Linked DNA regions of Homo sapiens: region 1 is linked to region 2. Evidence: read pairs that join two places in POLR2A ChIA-PET (ENCODE). Cell type or tissue: HepG2. All regions are shown on one strand. Each heading gives the region's core, and the rest is flanking DNA. Links, peaks and the distances in the headings are about the cores only.

Evidence for each region. Peaks named below come from ENCODE experiments on the same cell type or tissue, not always from the same donor. Only the 100,000 strongest peaks of a DNase experiment are listed, where the experiment ranks them.
Region 1: POLR2A ChIA-PET joins it to region 2 with 5 read pairs; 1 of 35 experiments calls an interaction of 5 or more read pairs at or near these places.

Annotation. Positions count from the first base shown.
Region 1 is chr5:82,620,633-82,626,923 of GRCh38, forward strand. No RefSeq gene overlaps it. Among named protein-coding and RNA genes, the nearest start is that of MIR3977, 220 kb to the right of the region's middle. In HepG2, for the core only: no CTCF peak of the experiment used is centred there; a DNase peak (open chromatin) is centred at 2,769.
Region 2 is chr5:82,362,544-82,368,834 of GRCh38, forward strand. No RefSeq gene overlaps it. Among named protein-coding and RNA genes, the nearest start is that of RPS23, 87 kb to the left of the region's middle. RefSeq lists an enhancer at 2,653-3,852. In HepG2, for the core only: a CTCF peak has its summit at 2,142 (motif pointing right); a DNase peak (open chromatin) is centred at 3,468.

The sequences.
Region 1 (6,291 bases), core at 734-4,733, 260 kb after region 2:
TGGTATCCACCAAAGAATAGACAAAGAAACTAATGGAACAGAATAAAGGGCCCAGAAACAGTCCCTTTTAAACACAGTTAACTAATCTTTGACAAAGGAGCAAAGGCAAAACAATGGAACGAAGACAATTTTTTTCAACAAATGGGCGCTGGAACAACTGGACATCTACATACAAAAAAAATCTATACACAGCTGATGCCTTTCACAAAAAGTAACTCGAAATGTTTCATAGACCTAAATGTAAAATGCAAGATGAAAATTCCTAGAGGACAGCATAGGAAAAAACCTAGATGACCTTGAGTATGGCAATGACATTTTATATACAACATCAAAGGCATGATTGATGAAAGAAATAATTAATAAGGTAGACTTCATTAAAATTAAAAGTTTATCTGTGAAAGACGATGTCAAGTGGCTGAGAAGACAAGCCACAGACTGGGAGAAAAATATTTATAAAAGACACATCTTACAAAGGACTGTTATCCAAATACACAAAGAACTCATAAAACTCAACGAGCAGGGTTGCAGTGGTTTGTGGTTTGTGCTTGAATCTCAGCTACTCAAGATGCTGACACAGGAAGATCTCTTGAGGCCAGGAGCTCAAGATCAGCACGAACAACACACTTTTTTAGAGTCAAAAAGTGTTGCTTTTTGTCTCTAAAAAGGTCAGAGAACAGTATAAATCCACATTGATATAACATCACAAATCTAAGGCATCACCCTGGGTGGTCATGGGTCATGGTTAACCTTGCTGGGGGTGCCCCCCCATTTCACAAGTCAGTAGAGGCAAAGATAAACAAAGTTTCTAATAGCACAATTTTGGCTTGAGTTTCTCTATGTAGCCACACCTCACTGATTCTCCAAATCCAATTTTATTGAGAAATCTTGCTATGAATGCTTCCTTTCTAACTGACACCAGTACTATATTTCATTCTATGTTGTCTGTGCAATTTCTGATTCTGAATTTGCTGAGTCTGAGCACAGTTTCCCTATAACCTTCTTTATTCCCTTTCCAAAAAGATTGAGAAAAGTGGGTGACTCGATGTGTTGGTGACACCATTGAACACATTAAAACTCTCTCACTAAGTAGACCTAAGAACAGCCCTGGAATTTTTTTTTCCAGTGCTGGGTCACTAGTTGCTGTTGAAGACGTTCTCAAAAGCAGTTATGACAACCTGGAGAAGTGCAAGCTGCGGGAAATGATGTGTTTCCACAGTGGCATATGAAAGGGAAGTCTTTCATTCAAGAGCACAGAAAATGGCACATAGGTATGAATAGGGCGCCCTGCTAAGAATGCCATTAAATAAGCTTGCTATAGACTTTCAGAAATAGAACATTATTGCTTGGCACAGCCACCATTATACATTGGAGAGAAAAAGAATACATTTTTCACTATATGGCTTCTGTGTCCCTTCTATTAAGAGGATTAGAAGACTTTCCGCCGCTTGTGTTAAGCACTTCACCAACTTCCCATTAACAGAGAAAACACACAGTTTATATTGCCTTTCAGGACCCTAAGCATTTCTTCACACTTCTACAATTCAAAATTTCATGAAGACCATAATTTTTAAAAATATTTTCTGCGAATGGGTAGAAATTATTGACAGTGAGTCTCACTCAGCATCTCGGGGCAAACTGCTCTGTGTTCTGTTTTGCCCTAGTTTGTGGAATAAGCCCTCATAAAATTCACATGCCTAGGACCTGTGGTTGCCTGTGGAATTATTTCATCCAACAATGAAATATTTGGATGGCTGATGTGGGCTACCAGCTGGCTAAACATTGGTGAGACTGGGTGTATTGAAATGCTCTCAGTAGTAGAAGTTGGCAGACAGTTCATGGAGATACCAACCGCTATGGCAGGACTGTGTCCAGCCAATAACGGGGAATATTATAAGAGTGAAGGCAAAACCTCAAGCCTACAATATTTATAAAGTGTTTTGCAATTGCAAATAGATTTTCTAGAGTCATTTTTCTCACACTTAAAAGTTTGCTTGTATATCTAACATCATCCATATCCTGATATAAAAGTAAATATTCCTTTAAGGAAACAATGGTGGCTTGTTCAGGGCCCCAGACCAAATTTCTGGAGAGACCATCTCACTGTTATTGTTTAAGTCATGTTGACCTGCGGCTCAGAAAATGCATTCTCAGCAGCTGTCTTTATTCTTCTTACATGTTAGCTGTCTCCCATGACAAGCCTTTAGGGTTACCAAAAAAAAGATGTATGTTGAAAACTCTTATTGTTTGTTTTTCCTGCAGTTCCCTATAAAATGTCAGTATTTTTGAAGAGGTTCTCCTTAAATTGAACCCCTGAGGCTGGAGATTTACCAGGTTGATTTAGGAGTTTGAAATCCTGGAGTGTTTCCATAAAATGAGGATTTACAGTTCATAAATATAATGACAAAAGTGTGAAGATACATTTTTGTCCTTGAAAAACTACTGGAACAAAAGTACTTTTCATAAAAGGCCCACAAGCTGCTATTTCCTTCAGACAGAGGCCTATCCTGGCTAGGAAGAGTGAAGTGGCGTTTTATTGCCACTTGTTTAAGATGGTCTCCCTCTCTGCTTCTTGGGGAGCCACTTTCTCCTGACAGGTACACAGGTGGACATCGGAATTGAGCACTGCGACATTTAAGCAGCGACAAGTATAAAGAAATAACAGGAAAACATGTTAATAGGTAGAGCACATTTCTTTTATTTGCCCTGTTCCTGCCTGGGTTCAGCTTCTGGATCACTATAGTCTGGTTGTGATCTTTGCTCTCAGATCGTTAGCTGAGTTCCTTCTTGCATATGGCACCAAACAACCTGGTTAATAATTGACATTAAATTATCTGCTGTGACAAACTGTTTAGGGAAAATATATGCCATGCTTTGGCTTTATAAAATGTTAAGGGGGGAACACTAAGGAAACTGTGTCACTAATGGACCTTGTTTTTTTGTTTTTTTTTTTTTTTGAGATGGAATCTCTCTCTGTTGCCCAGGCTGGAGTGCAGTGACACAATCTCAGCTCACTGCAACCTCCACCTCCCAGGTTCAAGTGATTTTCCTGCCTCAGCCTCCTGAGTAGGTGGGATTACAGGCGCACACCACCATGCCCGGCTAATTTTTGTATTTTTAGTAGAGATGAGGTGTCACCATGTTGGTCAGGCTGGTCTCGAACTCCTGACTTCATGATCCGCCCGCCTCAGCCTCCCAAAGTGCTGGGGTTAGAGGTGTGAGCCACCATGCCTGGCAAATGGACCTTCTTGATAGATGATAGAAATGGTGTGAGGCTAGCAGTTATGTAGCTCTGCAGAAAATGGCCTAGGTTGAATAGCAGCAGTGGATTCATGAGTTTGGGGAAAACCTCTGGATTTTCTTTCAATTTAGTTGTGAATTGAATTGACATAATTTTCAAACTTAGGATGAATGTTGGAGCTTACCCTGAGGTTAAAGAAGGGACAGCCTTCCAGATTTGCTTACTTTATCCCAATTCTTGGAAAGGCAGAATCATGTCTCCATTCTACTCTGACTAATTCACTTCTATAAATGTCTAGTAACCTAGAAGGAGGGAGGAAGTGTTGTGCCCACCGCACACCTACTTCCCTTAATGCTGATGTTTGGTTATAATTAGAAATAACTTTATATTGTGGAAAGAGCACTATGCCATGAGTCAGACAAACTAAGTTCTAGTCATGGATTCACAACTGATAATAGTTTCCTGAGCAAAGCAAGATACATTGAGATTGAAAGGGAGTATTATTAACACTTATACTGGTCCACAGGCATTAACCAGGACTGTTGTGAGGAAACTGGGATGTATGGCCATTCTTCTACTTCCTGTGTGTTTGGGCAAGATAATATTCTAAGGGAATATTGAAGGAACCGAAGTAGAATGGGCTCCTTTTGGTAGTCTTTTCCTGTAAACCAGCATAATTTTTAAGAAGTAAGACCTAATGTAAGGAGAGGGCTGTGTTTGAAGAGACATTAGGGAATACTGTAGATCCCGATGGTGCAGTTAAGCAAGCCTATAGCTGTGTATATTTGGCATCTGACCAGAAATATACAGTTCTGACATTTTGGGGAATTAACTTTGCTGTTAAGTCATTGCAGCCCTGGAGACTAAAACTCAAGGACTCTTGGTCCTCCTCATGTCATAATTTGACGTTCCTTGGCCTAAATCTGGCGATCAGCCTCGGGCCCTCTGCCTCATTGTTTTTTGCAGAATTAGAAGGAATCAAGATACTTTCTGTAGAGCTCCTGCTACCACACTGACAACTGTGTTCATGGCCCATGTAGCCCAAACCTCTTCAGCCATCTGCTCAGCCTACTGGCCACAGTTCTGAATTAAGCAACTGGAGGCCAGTCATTAACAAACACCTTCTGTTGGCTTATACACCATGACCAAGAAACTTCAATTGGCAGTTTGAGGTCATACAAGACACTTAACTTGAATATGTTTTATGCAGGAAAATCAACTCATAGGTACTGCCATGTAAGCATTATACATATTGATTAAATAATATTAATGCAAGGTCCATGGGCAGGTTATATACAAAATGACTCTGTTGCCACATAAGGAGGTTGTGGCTGTATGAGCATCCCTTTAAATCATGCAACAATATTTTGGAATATCTTTCAAGTAGGTAACAGGGCTAATTAGGTCATCAACAAAGATTTGTGTTCCCCTTCCATAGAGTAAAGCTGGGTGCTAGGAGGCTGCTGTCCACCTAGGATCTAGATTTCCCTGAATATCAGGCATAGGTGGAGCCTAGTGTCTAGTTTCTTCACAGTGAAACATGAAGAGATATCTTTCTGTAGTCTTGTCTCCATATACCAGTGGAATGTGACTGTCTCCAAGACCCTGGAAGAAGAACCCTGGGTCCCTACATAATCATGTGAAAGGCTACTAGCCAAGGAAATTAATGTGTGAGAAATATAACTCTATTGTGTTAAGATTTGAGGGGTGATATGGTTTGGCTGTGTCCCCACCCAAATCTCATCTTGAATTGTAACTCCAACAATTCCCACATGTCATGGGAGGGACCCAGTGGGAGGTAATTTAATCATGGGGGCATGTCTTTATTATGCTACTTGTGATAGTGGGTAAGTCTCATAAGATCCGATGGTTTTATAAATAGGAGTTCCCCTGCACAAGCCCTCTCTCTTTGCCTGACACCATCCATATAAGGGACTTGCTCCTCCTTGCCTTCTGCCATGATTGTGAGGCCTCCCCAGCCACATGGAACTGTAAGTCCATTAAACGTCTTTATCTTCCCAGTCTCGGGTATGTCTTTATCAGCAACATGAAAATGGACTATACAGTAAATTGGTACCAGTAGAGTGGGGTGCTGCTAAAAAGATACCCAAAAATGTGGAAGCGACTTTGGAACTGGGTAACAGACAGAGGTTGGAACAATTTGTAGGGCTCAGAAGATGACAGGAAAATGTGGGAAAATTTGGAACTCTCTAGAGACTTATTGAATGGCTTTGACCAAAATGCTGATAAAGATATGGACAATGAAATCCAGGCTCAGATGGTCTCAGATGGATATGAGGAACTTGTTGGGAACTGGAGCAAAGGTGACTCTTGTTATGTCTTATCAAAGAGACTGGCAGCATTTTGCCCCTGCCCTAGAGATTTGTGGAACTTTGAACTTGAGAGAGATGATTTAGGTTATCTGGCAGAAAAAAAATTCTAAGCAGCAAAGCATTCAAGACATGACTTCGGTGCTGTTAAAGGCATTCAGTTTCATAAGGGAAGGACAGCATAAAAGTTTGGAAAATTTGCAGGCTGACAATGTGATAAAAAAGAAAATCCCATCTTCTTAGGAGAAATTCAAAGTGGCTGCAGATATTTGCAGAAGTAATGAGGAGCCCAGTGTTAATCCCCAAGACAATGGGGAAAATGTCTCCAGGGCATGTCAGAGGGTTCTTCATGCAGCCCTTCCCATCACAGCCCTGGAGGCCTAAGAGCATAAAATGGTTTTGTGGTCTGGGCCTAGAATCCCTGTGCTGTGTGCAGCCTAGGGACTTGGTTCTCTGTGTCCCAGCTGCTCCAGCCATGGCCAAAATGGGTCAATGTAGAGCTCAGGCTGTAGCTTCAGAGGGTGTAAGCCCCAAGCCTTGGTAGCTTCCACATGGTGTTGAGCCTGCGAGTGCACAGAAGTCAAGAATTGGGGTTTGGGAACCTCCATCAAGATTTCAGAGGATGTATTGAAATGCCTGGATGCCCAAGCAGAAGTTTGCTGCAGGGGTGGGGCCATCATGGAGAACCTTGGCTAGGGCAGTGCAGAAGGGAAATGTGGGGCT
Region 2 (6,291 bases), core at 1,083-5,082:
TCATAAATGCTGAGTCCCATGGTGGTATTGATGGACCTGAAAATATATGTTTTTTCAAGTGCTTTTACAAGTGAAAAAATGTAGCTAAAATGTTATTTCTCTATTCTATTTAAAATTAGGTTTCTTGGAAAAGCTTTCATTTTCTGAAATAAACATCCCCTTGAGCCTGGTGGTATGTATAAATATGGATTCACGAAATGTGGGTTTGCTTAAAAACAAGATATGCCCAACGAACTTTGCTTCCTTTTTTGATAGAGTGGGGAGACTGCTGGGGAGGGGAAATTCCACAGACAAAATGTGTCTGGATTTCAGGAAGACGTTTGATAGAGTCTCTTATGACGTCCTTGTGGGAAAGATGAAGGTACACGAGCAGAGTGACAGTGAAACTAGGAGGCTTCGTGGCCAGTTGGACAGGGATATGTGAAGGGCACTGAATTCCAGGTGGTGCCACTTGGGAGGGAGGCTGCAGGGCTGTCTGTGGACCTCACCTTTTTGGCCATCTTGACCTGAGGTTTGGATGATCTCAATCGTGAGGAAAAATTAAGAAACCATATCAAATAAGAATATGAAGTTTAAAGTAAATAAATCCTTCATTTTAGTCCAGAACTTTAGTGTGCATTTGTGCTGGGGGGAAGATCTTACTTTCTGTGGGAGAAAGGCTGAGGGTTTTTGTTGGCTGTGGGCACCACATGAATGACCAGTGTGAAGCAACTGCTGTAAGGATTAAGGATGCCTTTTAATTAGAAATGATTTTGGTAATAAGGAGGCTGTAGTCCCACTATGCCCTGCTATAGTCAGACTACATTTAGGGAGTTTTTCAGTACTAGCTATCGCATTTCCATTTTGTGGGGAGAGTTGCTACACAGCTGGAGTGAACCCGGGTAGTGAAAGGCCTGAAAAGCGACTTAAACAAGGAACCGTTGAAGGACCTTGGGACAGTTTAGCTAGACAAGAGCAAGCTGGGAAAGTGGATTAGTGAGCTGATATCTGGTTTCAAATATTTAAAGGAAGGTCAAGTAGAACAGGGAGCAAACTGCTGCATCCCTCCGGTACCAAATAGGGGCTAACAGGGGTGATTTAAGCAATGAGAGCTGTTAGATAATAGAATGATTTGCTCATTGTTTGGATGAATTTAAGGAGAGGGAACAGGAAGGCTGTTTAGGAAAGTTGTGGACGTCATATATCCGGAGGGCTAAAAGCATGGGCTTGGGAGCCGAGCAGATTGATGCTTGAGTTCTGGCTTTGCTAGTGGCTGAGTGACCTTGGGCAATGCATTTAATATTTCCATGACTCAAGTTTCTAATCTACACAATGCAGAAAATAATAGCACCTTTCTCCTGAGGTGGCTGTGAGGATTTAAATGAAATAATTCATGTGAAATGCTTATATTACCTGGCATTGAGTTAATATTCAATAAATGACAGGTATTGCTATGACCAGTCCTGATGTGAGGGAGGGCTAAACTAGATACTCTCCTTCCCAAATCTTATATTTCATATTTCTGTTCAATGTAGGGATTAAAAGGGACAAATGCATCTAGGTCATAGCCCTAGAGAGCCTTTGATTGCTTTCCCCCCCTTTGTTCTACTCAGTGCTCCTTTCAACTTCTTGAGGCGTGCATCTTGGGGAAGAAGTGTCAATCTTCTTTTTCTCAAATACATGTCACTAAAAATAAAGTGGCAGTGTACTTGAGAAGGTGCGCTCCATTCTGAGGACCCAGGGAGTGTGCTTTTGCTCATGTTCTTGGGAAATGGTAATCATATTATGCAGAAAACCAGAAAAGGATATGCCTAAATTCAAATTGTGTCAGAGATTTTTATGCCTACCAATTTGTTATTGTTTCTATGCCTTGTATTAATATAATATGACTTGAATAAGTATTTAAATAATTGTGCAATTAAAAAGAATTATATTCATTGTTAGAGAAAAAAAGGCAAATGCAACAGAGGCGGCATAACCACACATTATGTTTTTATCCAACTTCCTGGTCGAATCCTGCCACGGTTTGCTGACAGTATGCCCACGCCACATTTTTTGAGAGAAAAAACCATTTCCAGGAGCCTAGCTTTTCTTCATCCTTTCCCACAGCCACCTCCTGCCTCTAAAGTGCTTGAAGACACAGTAGGAAGGCACCAGAGGGCATTCTCAGACCATCTATTTTCAAGGAAATACAGCTGGGAAGTACAAAACAATTCTCCACTTCGGCCAGTTTTGGATGAAATGGTGGTTTCTAACACACACTCAGAAACACTTGGAGTCTGAAAGCTGCCATGCTAAACAAACTGCCATTCAACCTTGGGGTATCAGCAGAGGCATTTGACTGAGTGATCCCAATTCACAGGACAGTCAACGTTGTCCTCAGAAGCTGGGCAGGCAACATGGGCAAGCAGAGAAACCTGCCTGAAAATCCAGAGATGTGGGGCTCTTGGTTCCAGCATTAACTGCTTTTTGACCTTCAGCAAATTACTTTGTGCTCCAAATCTTAGTTTTCTCATCTATAAAAGGAAGATACGAAAGAATACATGAAGATCATTTTGAAGTCTAACTCTCAGTGGTTGAATTCCTTTCTTTTTTTACTCTCCCTCCCTTCCTTCCTTCCTGATTAAAGGAGAAACTGGGATATACTAATACTGTGTTTGGAGTAGGTCTGCTCTGACCTTCTAGTGCTGAAGAGACAGTCTCTGAGGATTGGCAACACACACTGCTCATTGTCGAGTTGAAAGTTGAGCACTCAGGCTTTGAGTGGCTTTCAGGTTTATTCAGGCTTTTCTGACTGGGGCATGCTTACCTTCTTCGTTGGAACAGCCATGGGACGTATATAGTCTAGCATCTTGGAACATTGACTCTACACAAGAATTCTGGAGAAAAATATGACATTTTTAGTGTTAAATAGAGATATTATGGAACATAGGTTAAAATTTTGCGTGCATTTTTACTGTGAAAGAAGACTTTAAAAATGTGGGATCTGTAGTTGGATGCTTTGGGCTGTACTTTTGTATCTCCTAAGATTAGAATTATCTCTTTGTATTATTTGGAGTGTATTGGAGGGAAATTTTAGGAAAGCTTACCCCTTGGGGTACGTTTTGAATGTGTCTCAGGCTGGGTTCCCTTGAAGCAGAGCCTGAGGCAAGCATTTAGCTGCATGCAATTCCCTGAGGGCATGGCATATTCTTTAGGGGGAAAAACCTACTAATAAGAGAGAGATGCAGGAGAGGAAAGGGCAAAGAGCTGTACAATGATGTCTTCTCAAGGACTGTGATCTGATTCATTGTGTGCGTGTGGGTGGGTTCTGATGAATGATTCACACCACAGAATTGACTCACCTTGAGGCAAGGGGACTGGAATTTTGTACACCCATATCAGTTGGTCATTATTTACAGGTAACCATAGGTGAAGCCTGAAAGGCGACAGTCTTCAGTCAGGAGGCAATTCCCCAGAGAAAGGAACAGCTATAAGCTGTATGTAGTCATGGTGTGCTAGAGTCAGCTCACCACAGCTCACGAGTGCTGTGTGCACATCACTTCCCAAATGCCCTTTCTGTGACTTCACCCTGACAGCTTGCAATCGGCCAGGACAGAAGCATTACATCATGAAAATCAACAAAAGCTACAAATCCCAGGCCTTACACTCCACAGGCAGCCAGATGTTAAACGTTTACCAGCATGGCCCTGGCCAACCTTCTCTGTAGCGAGAGGCTGGTGTCCTAGCTGGTGAAGGGGATCGGAGGAGGGCACCAACAGCATCTACTACATTGGAGTTACAGAGGATTTGCCCACAAATGATCTCCCCAACTAATTCGTCAGTTGGCAAAGCCATTCCTTTAGGGGTTGCCTTTCCTAGCCGGAAGAGGAGATGTATATACTATTGAGAATCATAGAACCAAGAGTCCACCACACTCCAGTCAAAACGACTGATTATGTTTTATAAGTGCAAGAGAAGGGCAGAGAGGAGGTGAGGAAAGTGTGTCATCGGAATTACCTGCAGTAAGGGGCAAGAAAGGGCTTATATTGCCTGAGGACAGAATTTAGAATAGCATTGATGCTATAGTATTTTTTTGAAGATTTTTTTTTCTCAGAATTTATTATTTAAAACACTGCACTTGACTGACTTCATTGATAGTTAGACTTTTTATTGTAAAATATTTATTGAGGAAAATTTCAAATATACATAAAATATATCTACAGCTAATGAAGAGTATAATAAACCCTCACCCCTCAGATTCAAAAATTATTAACTTATAGCCAATCTTCTTTCATCTATATCTCTACTCACTTCCTCTTGGGAGCATGGGAAGTTTTGGAGACTTAGTTAATTGGATAAAAGTTGATTGTGGCTAGAAAAAAGCCAGAGGCTGGCTGTGATAGCTTACGCCTATAATACCTGGACTTTGGGAGGCCGAGGTGGACAGTTGCTTGAGCCAGGAGTTTGAGCCTGGGCAACATGGTGAAACCCTGCCTTACTAAAAATACAAAAACTGGCCGGGCGCGGTGGCTCATGCCTGTAATCCCAGCACTTTGGGAGGCCAAGGTGGGTGGATCATGAGGTCAGGAGTTCAAGACCAGCCTGGCGAATATGGTGAAACCCCATCCTACTAAAACCACAAAAATCAGCTTGGCGTGGTGGCACGTGTATGTAGTCCCAGGTGCTCAGGAGGCTGAGGCAGGAGAAACGCTTGAACCCGAGAGGTGGAGGTTGCAGTGAGCCGAGATCGCGCCACTGCACTCCAGCCTGGGTGACGGTGCGAGACTCCGTCTCAAAAAACCAAACCAAACAAAAACCAAAAACAAACAAACAAATAAAAATGCAAAAATTAGCTGGGTGTGGTGGCATGTGCCTATAGTCCCAGCTACTCGGGATGCTGAGGTAGGAGGAATACGCTTGAGCTCGAGAGGTCGAGGCTGCAGTGAGCCATGATTGTGCCACTGCACTCCTGCCTGGGTGATAGAGCAAGGCTCTGTCTCACAAAAAAGAAAGAAAGAAAAAAAAAAAGGCAGATTTGGGGAATTTACCAAGGACTGTGGGAAAGGATTTGGTAGACGGAAGACACAGCAGCTAATGGACCACTTTCCCTAACCTATTAGGATCTACTAGGAATCATTAGAAGATATATGAAATGCATTACATGAGACCTGTATTCTGATTAACCTCACAATTTTTATCTCCAGCTCTTCCTAAAATGAAAAACCAGTGATGAAAAGAGAGTTACAAATTTCCTATAAAAGGAATTCAGTACGTCTTTGCTCTCTGAATACTTCTTTTTCCCCTGGGCTTTCTCTCTTCAGGTAGACAAGAGAAAAATGTCAAGACGATTTCTGAGTACAAATTCTAAATGATATTCCATCCTAAAGCAAGGCTTGTTGCCTCCATAACAAGATAAGAATCTTAATTCTTATTTGATGGGCAAAGAAATGTTATTAGAAAACAGAAGCAAGCTTGGACCTTCTTGTGACATGGACTTACGGTGATGGATTATGCCTATATACAATATTCATTTTTCTTTTTCTCTTTCCTTTCACAGTCTTTGTTGATTTGAGATAAGAGATGGCTTCTCACATTTTTCTAAGAATAACAGGTTTCCTTCTCTGCTTTCTGGCCATTCTACTTTCCCTCTTACTGGTTGCAATTCCAAAGATAACACACATGTGAGTGCTTGACAATCTGGAGTTGAAAGAAGTTGTTATGGGCCTCAGGAAGCACATGTTTGAAAAATTAATTAATTCATATGAATTAATAAACTAGGGAAAGCTTGGTTCAGTCATAATATATTTATCACTAGAACCTTCTACCAAGGACAGTTGGAAGCAGACAAATGACTTGAAAAATTAGACCATTGGGAGCTTCAGAAAACCGGTGCTGAGGGAAGAGTAGACACAGCAGCAGAGAAACAGCTCTGTCTAGATAATTGTCTAGCTAGTTTCTTTCTTTCTTTCTTTCTTTCTTTCTTTTTTTTTTTAGACAGAGTCTCACTCTGTCACCAGGCTGGAGTGCAGTGGCACGATCTCAGCTCACTGCAACCTCTGCCTCCCAGGTTCAAGCGATTCTCCTGCCTCAGCCTCCTGAGTAGCTGACACTACAGGCTCGTGCCACCAAGCCCAGCTAATTTTTTTGTATTTTTAGTAGAGACGGGGTTTTACCATGTTGGCCAGGATGGTCTCGATCTCTTGACCTCGTGAGCTGCCTGCCTCGGCCTCCCAAAATGCTGGGATTACAGGCATGAGCCGCCGCACCCAGCCTTGTCTAGCTAGTTTCTAATAAAGTGGCTGAAGCTACTTTGTTGGAACTGCCCAAGAA